Linked DNA regions of Homo sapiens: region 2 is linked to region 1. Evidence: chromatin loops called from intact Hi-C (ENCODE). Cell type or tissue: heart left ventricle. All regions are shown on one strand. Links, peaks and the distances in the headings refer to the core of each region. The heading gives the core; the rest is flanking DNA. Region 1 overlaps LINC00667 (long intergenic non-protein coding RNA 667). Region 2 holds the start of AKAIN1 (A-kinase anchor inhibitor 1).

What was found. Peaks named below come from ENCODE experiments on the same cell type or tissue, not always from the same donor. Only the 100,000 strongest peaks of a DNase experiment are listed, where the experiment ranks them.
Region 2: a loop joins it to region 1, with 2.4 times the contacts of the local background. A loop is called at or near these places in 6 of 110 quality-filtered maps.

What each region holds. Positions count from the first base shown.
Region 1 is chr18:5,240,474-5,249,127 of GRCh38, reverse strand. It overlaps LINC00667 (long intergenic non-protein coding RNA 667), which reads right to left. Exons shown (of 3, transcript NR_015389.1): 2 at 7,316-7,429; 3 at 2,620-5,534. It also overlaps the pseudogene LOC100422274. Among named protein-coding and RNA genes, the nearest start is that of LINC00667, 6.7 kb to the right of the region's middle. In heart left ventricle, for the core only: no CTCF peak of the experiment used is centred there; no DNase peak of the experiment used is centred there.
Region 2 is chr18:5,192,541-5,201,194 of GRCh38, reverse strand. It overlaps AKAIN1 (A-kinase anchor inhibitor 1), which reads left to right and starts at 3,938. Exons shown (of 2, transcript NM_001145194.2): 1 at 3,938-4,157. The coding sequence starts at 4,142. In heart left ventricle, for the core only: no CTCF peak of the experiment used is centred there; a DNase peak (open chromatin) is centred at 4,024; H3K27me3 peaks cover 6,465 bases.

The DNA.
Region 1 (8,654 bases), core at 492-8,491:
GTGGGACTTCTCTGCTGCCATAATCATATGAACCAATTCCCCTAATAAATGCCCTGTCATCTATCTATTATCTATCTATCTATCTATCTATCTATCTATCATCTATCTATCTATCTTATTATTTCTGTCTCTCTAGAGAACCCTAATGAAAAGTGATTATATGCCCAGCTAAAAATCAGGGAGTTTCTTGCTAAGGAAGATGGGGAGAATAAATATTGGCCATGGCTACGTATATATTTTTGGCTACCCGGACATCTATGAGCACTGTTTTCCTATGTAGGGTGCTGTGTGTGCTCACTATATGGAAGTTGGCTTTCCTCAGAGCTGATGATCCAAGAAAAGCCAGGAACACATTTGCAGAGTAGACATTTACTCTTTCTCCAAGGCAGAAAACTTCAAGATCTTCCTGAATTCCTGCTCCATGTTCAGGATCTCTTAATCATATGCAGTCCCTTCCTTGGGGTCATGTGTACCTTCTTGTGGTCTGCCAGCAGATACATTGAAAAACATATATGGATATGGAAACAGGACACCACCGTAAAAACTATTTGAGAAAGGGGAGGAGAAACTGGTAGTGGTCACTGGTCCATATCAATGATCAGATACCTCTGAGCAGAAAGTACAAGCTCCCTCCCCTAGTAAAGGAGGGTATTCTTTGCTTAGCTATTTGGTAGTCCTCAGTTAAGCTCTTGCCCATTGTATTTTGTGGTTCTTATCTCTGCTTTCTAGGACGTGCATTATATTACATGGCTGCATGAGAAGGGGCCATGGGGCAGAAGCCCCTCTGTGGTGGTTGCCATTGCAGAAGCTCTCTTCCTGCTAGGGTGAATATGGGGACCCAGAAACTGTTTTAGGAGCTTGATGGTCACAGGCCAGGATTGAAATTTCTTTTGAAGAACAATTTCCTTAAAATTTAGTAATCTTCTGGTATATTTGCTTTCAGTTAGTTCCACGTATGTTAGTAGCCAGAGATCGTAATGTCTAGACGATTTCTAAGCCTGAGACATTTTAGTGTGATGTACTTCTTGGGAGAAAAGCTGAGTGTTGGGAGAGACGCGGAGGCAGGACTTGCATGTCTGACATAATGTAAAAGAGTCTCGGAACATGTCTGGGGTCCAGGGTCTAAAACCCCTTGTGGCCTCTGGAACACCAAGCTCTGTGCTAAAGGGTGGAAGGCTGCCCTGACACACCATAATCTAAGCCCAGGGCATAAAACCTCTCGTGGCTTGGATAGAATCCAGGGCTCGTGGCTTCTGGAATGTGTCTAGACTCGCTGGCTCCTTGCTCCTTGCTCTCCCAGGATTGACTGTATCTTGAGTTAAAAGAACCTGCTCTCCACTATCCCAAGTAGTAGAGCATATGCTAAACCATTGCAGCTATAAATCATAATGCGATGCAAATCATAACGTAATGTAAATCATAATGTGCTTAATGCAACGCTCCCTTTCAACCCCACATTCTCACCACCTGTTTCTTTGTTTGAGCACCACCAATAAATAGTCTGGGCTTCCAGAGTTCAGGGCCTTCGCAGCCTCCATACTTAGTGTTGGCTCCCGGGACTCACTTTCTCTCTCAAACTGTCTTTTCTCATTCCTTTGACTACGCCGGACTTCGTCACCCCTATGACTCGGTGTTGGGTCTGATCACCCCAACAGTACTGGCATCTAGGCTCTGCCTATTCTTCCCTATACCAAGCTCAAACACCCTATCCCCCCAAGAAGTGTTGGCTATCTTGAGACATTTAAAAATAATAGGCAAAAATCACAATCTGATCTTTGTCAATGCACTAGGTTCTACTGACTGACAGTTGCTTAATGGAAAGTATTTGAGAAAGACTAGGGGCCTAGGGTACTTTAATTGGATTAATGACCCAAATTTTTGCCCCTCTCTCTAACTATACTCTTTGCCCTAGCATATTGCAGCGTCCTCCTACTCTTGGGGGAACCTTCTGCCCAGTAGCATACTGGTTAAATGTTTCTTAAAAAATACTTTATACATTATGTTATAAATTTTACTGAAAATATGTGTAGCACACATTGACAAATAAGAAAATATGCAATAATCTTTTCTGTAAGTTCTATATAGCCAACTCTTACTGAATGCTTTATTTGACTTTCACTAAATTTTCTTATCCATAGCCAATCTACAGTTGTAGTTCATGAGCAAGTGTAGTTCTGACATGAATGTTAATTGATATTCTCATTGTCAGTAAGAGGAAAGTAAAACAATAAAGAGGTAGCTGAAACTGCAGTTGTTTGTAAATGAGGTGACAACTTTGCAGAATTAGATAATAGTTTTCAAAGAACATTTCCTCAATTATTTTTTGTATTTGCAATGTAACGGCCGCAGACACAACACGCTTTTAAATTTAATCTGCATTAATGTTTTCTCTACCACTTTCTTAAGCCAGACAATTAACAAAACAAATCAACAAGCAACACTTCATTTGTAGCTTCTATCAATTTCTGTGGTATAAACACTCCAACAGTGGCTGATTTCAAGCTACTGGTTTGACACAACTGAAACATGAAGTAGTGTTTCCACCAGATACACTAGAAACAAACACCTTAAGAGGACAGACAATAGTAAAATATAATAAAATAACTAGAAAGTCATGAGTTTTGAGTACCTATTATCTTTGTTTTAATGTAAATTATTTAATTACAAGTACATAAATTAAACAACAGCTGTGTTAACAATCAGCTTGCCAAATTTCTGAAAATTAAACGGTAGACCCATGGGCTGGTATGAGTTGCCTCCTAACACCACAGGTTCTGCCCGCCCTTTCACCTTAGGCTTGGAAAAGTGGTTGCATATTATTCTTTCTTGCTTGCTCTTATGCTGTAAACATGGCAACATTTCTGGGCTGGCCAGCTGAAGGATAAGGCAGTGGAGGAGAACTGAGTAGTCCACCTGTCTCAGCCAAGACAATCCTAGACTAGTAAAGCAGCTGATCCTAGACATGTGTGAGATCCCAGCCAAGATAAGAAGAGCTAGACCCTGCAGCTGACTGGGTACAGGTGAGCCCAGCCAAGACCAATAGAAATGTTCACCCAACCCACAGATTCATGAGCTAAACAAATGTTTAATTTTTTGAAATCACTGGGTTGTAGGGTGTGTACATGTGTGTATATACACACACATATATTTATATACACATATACACACACACACATACATATACACATATATGCTATATATGATGGTTAATACAGAGTTATAGTTTCATCCCATAAGATTACCTCCTTGCAGTCACTGCTGGTAACTACTTCAGGGGTATACGAGCACTTGTATTCTTTACTCTTTCAAAGCTCAAATACAGGACCTAGTCAAACTAGACTGCAGGCCACAGACAGAGTACTTCCTTAGTACGGCTGTGTTTCCTTCCAATTGTAACTGTAGACTTGCTTAATCTAGCCTGTTTGTCCTTCTTTTAAGATTGGCAAGAAGGGGTTAGAAAACATGAACATTTTGGATTTTCCTTACCATTTTCCCCAATCCTACATTCTCATCATTTGCCTCCCAAGACACAGCACATGAAAATGTGATCCATTGTTTTGCCATCACCTAATAAAGACCAACAGCTTTCTAGCCTCAACAAAGCCTGCAGCACCTACTGCTTGACTGTCTTCAACAAACCAATGCCACATTTAAAATGTTTAAACATTAACCTTCCCAGTCCCAGGTATGATGCTTTGTGTTACTTGTGGTATCTATCTCTCTCTCTCTCTGTCAATCACACACACACACACACAGCCTACAGGTAGGTAGTCCAGGGCTGGTATTGTCATTCCACATCTAGAATCCAGCTTTCAGGTCCACCCTTCCTGGGGAGTGACTCTCATCTTCATAATCTAAAATGGCTGCTAGGGTGTTAGCCATCACATTTGCATTCCAGGCAGAAAAATGAAGAAAGGAAAAAGAAGGCAAAGGGCAATGTTCTTACTGTCTTTAATAGTTTCCTAACACTGCCACAGAAGATATCTGCTTATATCTCACTGTCTAAAGTTCAGTCACATGGCCACAATCTCAAGGAAGGCTGGGGTACTTTAATCTTTATTGAGGGCAGTCATGTGCCCAGCTAAAACCAGGGGTTCTATTACTAAGAAAGATACAGCTGCCCCCCACCCCAAAACAATTCAATAAAAATACAAATAAACAATAGTGTAGTAACTATTTTCATAGCATTTACACATTCATTATTATAAGTAATGTAGAGATGATTTAAAGTATATGGAAGATGTGCAAAGGTTATATGCAAATACTGTAATATTTTATATAAATGACTTGAGCACCTGCAGATTTTGGTATCCCTGAGAGTTCCTGGAACCAATCCCCTTCAGATACCAACGAATAACTGTACATGTTTGGTAGAGAACTAGTTGTCTCTACCTAGTCTCCATTCTGGTCACTTCTTTAGTTTCCTAATTTCAGAGTAAGGCCAGTCTCCTTCTGTGATGGTTAATTTTGTGTCAACTTGAGTGAACCAAGGGATGCCCAGATACCTGGTAAAACATTATTTCCACGTGTGTTGGTGAGGGTGTTTCTGGAAGTCATTGACATTTCTACTGGTAGACTGAGTAAAGAAGATCCACCCTCACTAATGTGGATGGGCATCAGTCCATTCAGTGCCCCATATGAAACAAAAAGGCAGAGGAAGGACAAAATCAGCCTCTCTGCTTGTTCTGGGACATCTATTTTCTCCTGCTCTTGGATATCAGTACACTTGCTTCTCTGGCCATTGGACTTGACTGAATTACACCTCCAGCTTTCCTGATTCTCCAGCTTGCAGATGGCAGATCGTGGGTCTTCTCAGCCTCCGTAATCATATGAGCCAATTCCTACAATAAACCTCTCTGTCTCTCTCATTCTGTTTCTCTGGCAAACTCCAATATTCCCTCCTAGGGACAGGAATTTTATCACTCTGATGCCTTATGGCTACTATTCATGGACGTTTCTTATAGCTTTGATTTTCTTGCAGTGTATATCCCAGGTAAATACCTTTCTCTGCTATTGGAGTCCCCTTTCCTCCCCTTATTCTTGTTAACTTTTGGCTTGGATTACATTTTATATGAACTAGGCCTTACCAAAAAATTTTTAAAATGTCTGTCAGTGAGGAAAGGATAGGTCCAGTGTATAACTTAAAAGACGCTATGAGGCAGAGTTCTGTTTTTGTTTTTGTTTTTTTTTTCTTGAGACAGAGTCTCGCTCCATCATCCAGGCTGGAATGCATTGGCACCAACTTGTTTCACTGCAACTTCTGCCTCCCAGGTTCAAGCGATTCTCTTGCCTCAGCCTCCCGAGTAGCTGGGATTGCAGGTGTGTTCCACCATGCCCGGCTAATTTTGGTATTTTTAGTAGAGATGGGGTTTCTGCCATGTTGGCCAGGCTGGTCTTGAACTCCTGGCCTCATGTGATCTGCCCACCTTGGCCTCTCAAAGTGCTGGAATGACAGGTGTGAGCCACTGCACCCAATCAGAATTCTTTTTTATTTTGATAGCTTTGACTGCTTTGATAGTTCTCCATCAAGGAAACTGTTCAAAATGAAAAACAGAACATGTCTTATAGGAGGACTCTCTAAGTCCAATATTAGTGAAGACGATAAGGACAATTTCTTCCTAGAAATAATATATTTCTATCTTCAGCACAAGAGGAATTAATTCCACAGCACTAATAGAAACTGTTAATAGTGTAAATTACAAACAATACAACAAAAATGAAAGCAAAACACACTCCACAGAAGTATGTCAGAAATAAAAAAAAGAAATTCCTTAAACCCTCAAGCCAGCATGCTTGATACAAATTTATACTTTTTTTTTTTTTTTTGAGATGGAGTTTTGCTCTTGTTGCCCAGGCTAGAGAGCAATGGTGCAATCTCGGCTGACTGCAACCTCCGTCTCCGGGGTTCAAGCAATTCTTCTGCTTCAGCCTCCTGAACAGCTGGGATTACAGGCGTGCGCCATCATGCCCAGCTAATTTTGTATTTTTAGTAGAGATGGGTTTATACATTTTTAAAGAATGGACAATGATGCAGATGATTTGTGAGCATTTTGATGAGAAAGTGGTGATTAGAAGGATACAGCATAAATTTAATTGTAAACATGCTTATCTAGCTAACCTAATCTGTTTCTGTAGAATTACTGGCATGGGAGATTGGATAGATGCCTAACCTATCTCAATTTTAAGTAATGTGAGCAAGTCTTTAAGGTATACATAATGATAAAATGGAGAAACATGACCAGATGATGATGGTCATGTAGGTAATTAGATGGATTTGTAGGTGGTTGAAATTGTATCTAAGCATAGCAATCTGGCCTCTGTCTACTCTCCAACAGAATCAATAATCATTCCACATCCCTCTGCTCCAACCATACTGAATTATTTGCAGTTCTCTAAAAACATCATATTCTTAAACCCCAGGGCTTTTGCACATACTATTCCTTTGCCTGAAGCAATGTTTTCTTGCTCCTTTACCTCATTCTTACTCATTCTTTGGATATCAGCTTAAATTTCGTAAGTTGAAAATGCACTTAATACACCTACCCTACTGAACATTAGAGCTTAGTCTAACCTACCTTCAACATGTTCAGAACACTTACATTAGCCTACAGTTAGTTGGGCAAAATTATATAACACAAAGCCTATAATAAAGAATAAGATATTGAATATCTTATATTCAATATGTAATTTCTTGAATATTATACTGAAAGTGAAAAGCAATGGTTTTGCACCATCATGAAGTAAAAAATTCATGTCATGCACTTTCTATAGTACTCAAGAGAACTTGGCAGCACCATTTGTCACACAGAGTTCACCCTAAATTCACCTGGTAATTTTGGTGACCCTCTGCTAGTTAGTTGCTTTTGTCCAAGGGAAAAATAAATTTCTTGTATCTTTATGACAGAAGATAGCTTTGTAATGGAGCAAGGTGCCTAATAAAGTTAGGCTCTTATGTTTCCAGGAAGCTGAAAGATAGGGGTACTATTTTTCTCAATGATTAAATTTCAGTGAGATAGCTCCCAGGTCCTTGAGGAATTCACATTCTTAGGTTGTAAAATTGGCAAAAGCCTAATTTAGTTTTTGGAAAGATTTACAGGCATTTCAAAGAGGCACAGAAAAAGCTTACAATTAAGTTTCCTAAAGTAAATGACCAAAGAAAAGGATGTGGAGGGTAAAAGTCTCTCTCTCTCCTTTGCACCAGGCAGAATTAAATAGTTTTATTTCTAATTTGTACTCACCCTTACACCAACAGTGTGAGCATCGCCTAGGAATTTTTGTTAGAGATGCAAATCCTCAGATCCCAATGCAGACTTACTTGATAAGAAACTCTGGGGATAGGGCCCAGGAATTTGAGATTTTACATAAGCTCCCTAGGTGATGCTGAGAATCATTGTAGAGGATTGTTGATAGCAGGCCATGTGCAAAGGATCTGGGGAAGGCAAAGGATTTAATTTTGTTTAAATTAGTGGTTATCTGAGGTTTGCATAAGTAGTTATCTGGTCTGCTAGTATGTTACCTTCAATTAATTGGCAAGAAATTAGGATATCAAAAATAAAGATATTAGATGAGCCTTAGTTTAGCCAAGACAGTCAAACCTCAATAATTTACACAATAGAGAACAAAAACTAAATGATTATTTTTAAACTGTGCTAATTCGGCTCTCAAGTTCATTCTCTAGTTTACGAAGAGTCACCTGATCAAAATCATTTGAAAATCATTTGATTACTAAATCAAGTAAGCCATAAAAGCTAAACCCAAGTGAAACTAGATAATTGTGCAATTTTCTTAGATGGACTCCTTCTTAAGTTCACCTGGCTCTCTACTGGGGACCAAATCTTATATTTCTCAATTATGTATGCAAACTGGAATCACCTGAAAATACGTTTAAAGACAAAAATTGCAGCAGAGAAGCCAGGGAAGGGGTAGAGTGGATTCTTCCAGCACATGAGTTCACATGACTGCTTCCCCTTCTCAACAGGGGCCAGAGCCTGCCAGGACCTCAAAGAGGAGAGCTTCAGAGGCCCAGCTGACATACTAGGCATAGGGGCCAAAGAGTCTACCTTGAGAAAGGTTTTTATATCTCAAATTTGACCCACTCTTGAATGACAGCTCTAAGAAACTGGCTTCTCAGGAAACTGAGACAAACAGCATCTGTGATGCTACCATGCCTTCCTTAGGAAGTCGGCCTGAAGCAAAGCCGGTGGAATCTGATTTCTAGCGACTCCGGGTGTTCGTGTTCCTGTGATAGGGCCTCCCTTATGTGTCCATTGGCCCCATTGTGGATATACTGCAGTTTAGCCAGAAAGACCTGGATGTGGAGGTTAAAGCCACACAAATGGATAAACTGGAATTAAAAAGCATGAGGAGCTTTCCATGAAAAATGCCTGGAGATGGGGAAAATCATGGATGGGATTGTAACCCAGGTGATGGAGGTGTCTCAGAAACAGAGGAAGCTTGCCAAAGCTGAAATCCAGAAGGTTCTGAAAGAAAAAAAAAATCAAGACCAACTTACTAGACGTGAACTCCACGAAAAAAAAATCTCATCTTTTCAAGGGATTTGAGAAGCAGGAAGCTAGTGAAGCCTACTACAAAAATGAATAATGGCTAAAATTATTATGCTAAGCATTACATATTAGGAAGACCAGAGATACCAA
Region 2 (8,654 bases), core at 248-8,247, 48 kb after region 1:
TATGTTACAAATAACTGGGGCAATTGGAATGTTTCAGGATGTGTTTTCAACATTTTTTATTTGCTTAAGCTCTAAAGAGAGAGTATAATAAATGAATGTTAGAGTGAATGGATACAGACTTGGAGAAATCTGAGAGTTATAGCTCTAATCTCCCTATGGTGATTTCTTTAGGGTCTCCAATTTAATGTTTATATATCACATACATTTTTATTCTATTTTATAATGTACCCATGCTCACTTTTTAATTAAAAATTTTCCCAAATTTCCAAGTAAAATCACTGGTTCCACAGGAAACTTTTTCCTCCTGTGCCTTCTCATTCATTCAGCACCCTGTTAAGCATCTGGTGGATGCCCCAAATTTGTTTACTATCTTGCTTCCTATCACTATTCCCATAATTGACCAGATATGACAGTGCTAAAAGTCAGAATGGGGTACATGGTGGTGGTAGCTGACTCTCTGACAAATGGCTGTCTTCAAATGCAGTGGACTGTTTGAGTAGAAAGTGAGTCATTCTGAGTGGAGGTGTTAAAACAGAGAGCAAAATATTATTGAGAACCTCATTGTGGGGTAAGACTGGATAAATGGTCTATCAAAGAGAATCTTGTTCTTATCCTAGTAGAATAAGAGGAGGCTTTCATTTTCCTATCAGGCATTCTATTGTTAAATTGATCATTTATATTAAGATGTAAAGACATAAGAAAAAATCTAAGGCCTTGGCAGTGGCTCACACTTGTAATCCCAGCACTTTGGGAAGCTGAGGCAGGTGGATGGCTTGAGCTCAGAAGTTCAAGACCATCCTGGGAAACATGGCAAAAGCCTGTCTCTAAAAAATGCAAAAATTAGCTGGGCATGGTGGTGTGCACTTGTAGTCTCAGCTACTTGGGAGGCTGAGGTGGGAGGATCTCTTGAGCCTAGGAGGCGGAGGTTGCAGTGAGCCGAGATGGCACTGCTGCACTCTAGCCTGGGCAACAGAATGAGACCTTGTCTCAAAAAAAAAAAAAAAAAAAAAATCTAGTAGCATTATTGGGGTGTTTCAATAAAGCTAACAGAATAATAACCCAAGTAGTAGTAAACATTGGAGATAGTATTGTTGACTGTAACATTTACTGGTGAAATAAATGAAACTGTAAAATAGAAAAATCACTGAAGTACCTCGGTTTTATTGGAAATAAAACAATGGTTCTGACTAAAATATATGCACACGAAAATTGGATTGGGAATATATTGTCCTCTGGCTAGTGATGTTGGGTAGAAAAAAATGAAGAGGTGATTGGAGGATGAAGGGCAGAAAACAGCTGAGGATGGAGGTGAGAAGAGTTGTTTTTTTTTTCTCTGTTCTTGACCTGTTGAGCTGGATTCTTACTACCTCCTATTGCTAATCAAATAGCCCAAGGAGCCCCAGACCATTTTCAGGCATTCTTTCTTTCTACTACCATCTTGGCTACTGTTTATCTTGGTAGTCTATGGGAATCCATCTGGGTTCCTTCTTTGTTTAAAACTCAAAAAGATAAGCTCTGAGGTTGGGAAAGATACAAGTAATTTCCTTCTGTTTAAAAGCTGATGCCTCTAATACCTTGCTAACCAAGTTTACTCCATAGACCAGCAGCATGGACATTACCACGGAACTTGTTGGAAATTCAGAATCTCGGGACCTAACTGCTTGTATTAGTTTGTTTTCATGCTGCTGATAAAGACATACCCGAAACTGGGAACAAAATAAGGTTTAATTGGACTGACAGTTCCATGTGGCTGGGGAGGCCTCAGAATCATGGCTAGAGGCAAAAGGCTCGTCTTACATGGCAGTGGCAAGGGAAAATGAGAGAGAAGCAAAAGCGGAAACCTCTGATACTGATAAACCATCATATCTCGTGAGACTTATTTACTATCACGAGATTAGCATGGGAAAGACCGGCCCCCATGATTCAATTGATTCGTACTGGGTTCCTCCCACAACATGTGGGAATTCTGGGAGATACAATTCAAGTTGAGATTTCATGGGGACACAGCCAAACCATATCACTGCTGAATCATAACCTTTTTTTTAAAACAAGATCTCCATAGGATTCTTACGCACATTAATGTTTGAGAAGCACTGGTCTAACATATTTTGTTTGCTTTCCCATAGGGTGTACTCTACTCCCAGGGTGCCAGTGATTTCCTGGAATGAGTTTAATTGAGGCTGTGCTCTCTCTTAATTAATCTGTTAATCCATCTCACAGCTAATCCTTACAACAAACCTTCAAGATACCTTAATCCTTATATTGCAGATGAGACAGGACAGGTTAAGTAACTTATTTAAGGTCATGCATCTAGTAAATGATGAGGATGTGGTACCTGGGTCTCAGTCTGATTCTCAAGTCTTTTGTTGTTGTTTTTCCTATACTATATTGCTTTTCCTTGAACTTAATCATGGGTAACTGTTTATGTATTGGGAGATGAAAGCCCATTTAAACATAAGGGCTGTAAAAGACAGCCCTTTTGAGTGTGTTACAAGAAAAACACCTTTCATTCCAAAATTATTTTAAATACTGTTTTACACTTCCCGTGGGATGAAGAAAAGAAGACAGAGTGAAGCATCATTGGAGAAACTTGGCAAAATGGGAGAACTCTATCCTGTCATGCACACGCTTTATCCTGCCCATCAGCTGACTTTCATCTTGCTGCTGCTGGGGTAGGCCCCATATGTTCAAGCCTGTGTTGAGCCAGGTGCTAACAGCAGTACTGATTGTATTATGTTGAGGCTGCCCATATGCCTTCATGCAAACTGTAGTTCAAAAGCTGTAAAACTATTTGCATTTTCAGTCTATCGGATGGCTTTAAAAAAAAAACAGTGCCAATCAGTCTATTTGGATGCTTTATATTTGCCAAAAGACTGTAGAACTTATTGCCATCAACCAATTATCAGGAAATACTTAATTTTCAGAATAGTTACATTTTCCAGGGATAGTTGCAAGTGAAGAAACCCCATAAAACACTGGAGATGACCTTGATTACCTTTGTTCTTGGAAAACCTTATTTAGCTGGAAAAATAGGGGAGAGGCTGGAGGATTCTGGGTGGCTTTAGCTTTGGGTTTGTAACCCACATGGACCTGTTTCAAGCTGGGTGACATCTAGTGTGGGCTGTTCACACTGCACAGACATTATTAGGGAATAGATACCTAAAGTGAGCAATGATTAGGAGGATGAAGTGAGCATAAGGCAGTCCCAGTACCTTTAAGGTAGAACTGGGTGTATGAGCGGGGCATGCAGACAGTTTTCAGCTGGGTGAGGATAGGGGAAGAACTGATGTTTCTTGATTGATCTCAGGGCTGTTCTCACACTTGCAGGGGGCTCTGTTGGCTCTTCCTTGTGAAGGGTGTATGCGTTATCTTTCCTGTGCCCTGGCCGGCCTTGCTTTTTCTAAAGTGATGACCTTGAGGACCTTCAAGCTTAGGAGCTTTCAGAGCCGGATTTGCCACCTGGGAGCGGAACCTGATAGTAGCGCCCTCCTCGAGCGCTCCATAGTCACTGTGTCCTTCCTCTTGCTCTCTTCCTGACGTTAGCAGAGGACTGGGACTCGCGAGAGAGGACTCACGGACCTCCAGGACCTATTAACTTGACAGACCCGCCCCTCTATTCGAGCCAGCCCAACTCGGAGAACTCAGAGTCATCCTCGAGAGTAAAGAAAGCTCTTAGAGTTTTTTTTTTTTGACAAATCTATCTTAAATGTCAGTCCAATATCCACGGCGACGAGCCACAGCAGGTAATTAAAAGCAATTCACTGTCCCCTGCCGGGAAGTTTACCTTTCTCTCTCTTGCTCTTCCGACCTTCGTCGCGTGAAAGCGGTGGAAGTGCTTTGCTCCCTAAGCAGCAGTGTACGTCGCCGAGCTGGCACAGGAATGAGGGATGGACTGAGCGGGGATTCACCCTCCTCCTCCCGCCGCCGCTGTGGCCGCATTGTGGAGGCAGAGCGCGCGGCGGCGGCTGGAGCTGCGGCCCCAGGATCTAGCGGCGGGAGCTGTCCGGGGTGCTGACCGCCCCGCCCGCCGCCCGCCCAGCGCGCCCTCCTGCACCGGACCCCGCCAAGTCCGGCCTTCTTCCCATCCTCCGTCTGCCTGTCTTTCTCTCTTAATCTGGGGGCGTAGCGGCTGGAAGAAATCATGGTGTTCGCTCCAGGTACACCGCACCTTGCTTTTTCACCAAGTGTCTAGGAGGGGAGCAGGGTAGAGGACGGAGAGGAGAGGGAAAAAAGGCCTCTTTACCTTACGGCCCATCTGCGCGTTTCGGAGTTACTGTCTGTGCTCATGGGGCGGAGGAGTGCCTCGGCGCGTCGCCTTCGCCCCTCTCCCCAGTCCCGCCCCATCTGTCCTCTAACAATCTCCAGCCCTTCCTCGCCCTCGTCCCGCTGCTTCTCTTCCCATCTGGCTCCTCCACACCCCTTCCGAGCTCAGGAGCCTTAAGAACTGGGACTTTCGCCAGCAGCACCGGCACCTACACGGGCAAGAGAGTGGAGAGGTGGGGCAAAGAGTAGTGGGCTTCGGGCTACTTGCGTGGGAATCTCCCTCACTGCTACTTCCCCCTCCGCAGAATTGGCAAAGTGACCCGGGTCCTCCTGGCCTCCCGAGGAGAAGGAGGCGAAGTGGGCGAAGCCAAGGGGAGTAGGACGAAGGGCAGAGGAGCGATACTTCTTAAGGAATTAGACCTGAAACTCCGACCGGAGGCTGCAGCACAGAGGCAGCTACTGCGGCGCCGCTGGAGGTTGCCGTGTCTTTTTGGAGCAGGCGGTGAAGGACCTTGGTCCCTTTGCTGCTCTCCGTGGCTACTAGTTGGCGAAGAGTCAGATTTGTCTGCGGTTGACCGGCTTGGCGGCGTGTGCGTGCGTGCGCATTTGAGTCCGCCCCACTGGAGCAAGGGAGGCCAGGCTAATCGAGGAAGCGGGGAAAAGCGTGGTCGTTGTGAACGTCCGACGCTGTCTCTAGGGGTAGATCCAAAGTATTTCTCTCTCACGCATTTTAGGGTCTGATTTCGTTAAAGACTGCTGTGGAAAACAGGGAGTGGGGAAGGCTGGAGGGGCCTAGAACTCTCTAGCTTTGTTCCTGGGGTCTTTAACTTGAAAGATTGGCATGTATTTGCTGTGGTCATGGGCTTCAGATGGCTGGGGAGAAAAGGCGTAATGCATTTTTTTTTAAAGGGAAGAATTGAGTCTTTTCTTCAAAAAATTCAATTAGCAAAACTTGAGAAGAGCAAGTCAGTCCCCTCCCCCTCCCCCTCAGAATGCTAGCTGGGGAGGGAGGGATGAGTTTCTGTAGGCTCTGGCTTTACCACAGGCAGTGGTTCTTAGAGGAACGCCTTAAAGGAATGCCCAGGAGCTCTTCCCATGCCCATCCTAAATAACTCAAGGGAGGAAATTGTTCCATATAGCAAAGGACATTCAATCAACACTGGAGCAAGGAAGTTGGAAAACAGCTCTTTGCTGCATTTATACAGCACTTAACACTTTACAAAGCAGTTTCATGCTGCTATCTCATTTGATCTCCTAATTACCCTGAGAGTTAAGGAATATCATTCCTACTCTACCATCCCCAGGGAGGCTGGTTCCAGATAATCTTGCTAGTCTCTAATGGAGTTTTCTGACCTCGAATTCTGTCTTTTTCTCCCACAACCTTTCTTCCTGACAAAATATCTCACTGGCTCCAGGGGTAGATGATTTTTGGTCCAAGGTCAGATGTAGCCAGAGACTCAGCATATCCTTTCCATTCCAAGGAGGGGAGGGATATGGTGTTGTACAAGAGTTAGGGTTGTTGCGTGATGTTAACTAGGCATTTTCTAAAAGCAAGATCGTGAGTGATGGCCACTGTAATGAACAGTGGGGAATTTCTGGAGTAGACTGGCTTGGTTTAAAGAGCCCACAATTTGGACAGGACTTTACTTTTCCATTTTACTTTCAAGTTTTGTATTAGTGTTTTGTTCTGTGTGGAAAGTAGAAGTTATTCATAACTGTCAGAGATGGCGTGAATTGACCTGGATAGGATAGATACAGAAACGTCTGGGGAAACTTTTTTTTTCATCACTTCTTCAATTTTGGGGTTCTCTTGAAAAATCATAAGCATTTGGGACAATAAGAACAGGATGCTAAAAATACTGTGTCAACTTACCTTCTCATCTATGGATCATTTGTTTTCTAATTCGTATAGTGATGTGTATTATTCTGAAAGAAAAGCAGAACAATGAATTGCTTTTGAACTCCGCCAGATTTTCAGCACTGCAACCTCATTTCTTGCCTATTGCTTTTCTAAATCTCTATAATAATCTGGGAATCCAGATGTTTTGTACTAGTTAAAGGAAATACACTCCCACCCCTTTCTTTCAAGCTAACCTAACACTCAGAAAGGGAAGAAACAGGGTCATGTGCTAAGATCACTCCAAAATTATTAAAAGGGTGTTATATAAGCCAAGATGAATATAACAATAAATTAACAAGGAGCTATTCATAAAATTGGGTCAGTGGGTACTGTGCCCTTCAAAACACATTGTAGCTTTTTTGGATTTTAGCACAGGAGGGCAAGAACCCTGAGGTACAGTTCTGAACTTGCCTCAGCTAACTGGTCTCCCTTTGAATGATTCTCCTGGCTCTTTACCTTAAAGGCAAAGGTGAAGAGTGACAGATATTTGTAGAACAAGTTCTAGTCCAGAAGTACAATGGAATGAGGGGGAATTAGAATGAGACTTTATTAACCCTATTTAGGATTTAGTCTTATATGCCATAACATATTCTTACATTTTTTTGTTTCAGTTAGTCTATAGATTGTAAAGAATACAGCTTAAATTGGACAGGGTATTTGGGTTGTTTTTCAGTTTGCATGAGGCAGACAGTTCAATTCTATTTTTTCCTCTTTCTCTTATTATTAATAGACTATAATTTAGGAGGGTTTTAATTTTGTGCATGCCAGTTTTCAAACCCCTTGAAGGTAAGGGGCATGACTACTAATTTTTTAAGGAGTTAATTACTTGAAGCCCATCATTTATTTATGCTTCTGTCTAAAGGAACTATACGAAATTATTAACAGTTAAATGAGGTATAAAGTATACATATATATTAATTTCTGTGTAAGTACCATATATACCTAAATAGAAGTTAAACTAAGCTAGGCTACATGACTTAGGCTAAAGACTAAAATGAGGCCTCTTGCTTCCTTTTCCTAAATTGCTTTATTCCTCCTCCTCCCACCCCCATAAACTGAACGTAGAAAATTTCAAAAGCAATATGAGAAAGCTAAGAAGCATACTACCAGGGCCAAAGGAAAGGGGGTGACACAACCAATATGGAGAAATATATTTGTCCCATAATACTAAACTGATCCAGGTTATTTAGGCTGTGGCTATAGCAATATCTTACATTCAGGAGGAAAAACATTTCTGGGAGGAGTTCTGTACTTCTAATACAGTGCTCTTGGTTTTGTGGGGAAATATCAAGGAATTATTACTAATTTGTAGGCAAAGTCAATGAGGAACAAGGAAGAAAGACCACTGACCATTGGTATTAAAGGTGACAAAGTACACAAGAGAATGTCAGGATATTTCTTGGCCTAATTCCAGGAAGAGAAAGAGGGAATGTTCACAAATTCAAATGCCTTTTCAGTACCATGGTTTCACCCAAAGAATTCCAGACTCTGAACAATCAGGTTTCTTTTCCTAAATTCCTTCTTCCTTGAGGAAGAGCTAAGAAGAAACAGAGTGTGAGGTGGAAAGTGAGGGCAGAAGTTACCTTATCCCTGGGCCATTCCCCACTTTCTTTCATGATTAATATATAATTCAGGGATTAGTCTATCTTTCTTGTGGATAGGCCTAATATATACTTGATTTGCTTGGATTGCCTTCAAGTCAGGTGAATTGCCAACATAAAAATATTTCTTTTCTTGCATAAAAATTAGGCAAGGTATGATAACAAGGATTTCATGGAGGAATAAAAATGGTGTAATTGTAAGCAAAAAGACAGCCAGTCTCTTGACATCTAAGCTTCATCTGAAAAATATTTCGCACCAATATTTCTAGAAAGAATTTCCAAATACATATAAGAAAGTATTTATTGCAAGGTATTTATAACTTTTATTCATTTATATAAACCTCTTAACAAATTCCTGACACATTGATAAATAAACAAATTATATATCTGACTGTCATAACTGTGAGGTTTACAATGTGCCAACACAAAAAAATTCTTTTCTGTTAGCATAGTCTTTCAACTTCTATTTATGTATTATTTTAAAAATTAACATACAGAAAAATTGGCTTTTTTGGCATAGAGTTATATGAGTTTCAACATATGTATAGATTCATGTAATGACCACAAAACAGTTTCATTGCACTTAGTTTTTCTCTTGTGCTACCCCTTTGTAGTCAAACCGTTCCCCCTTCCCCCTCACCCCACCAATCTCTGGTGACCACTGATCTCTTTCCTATCCCCATGGATTTGCCTTTTCAGACTGTTGTATAAATGAAACCATACCAAGTTTTAGACCACTGGGAGTGCTTCAACCCCATACCGTAGATAGAATGGCTTACAAATCATAGAAATTTATTTCTCACAGTTCTGGAGGCTGGAATTCCAAGTCCAAGATGTTGGCAGATTCGATGTGTGGAGAGGGCCCACTTTCTCATAGACAGCACCTTCTG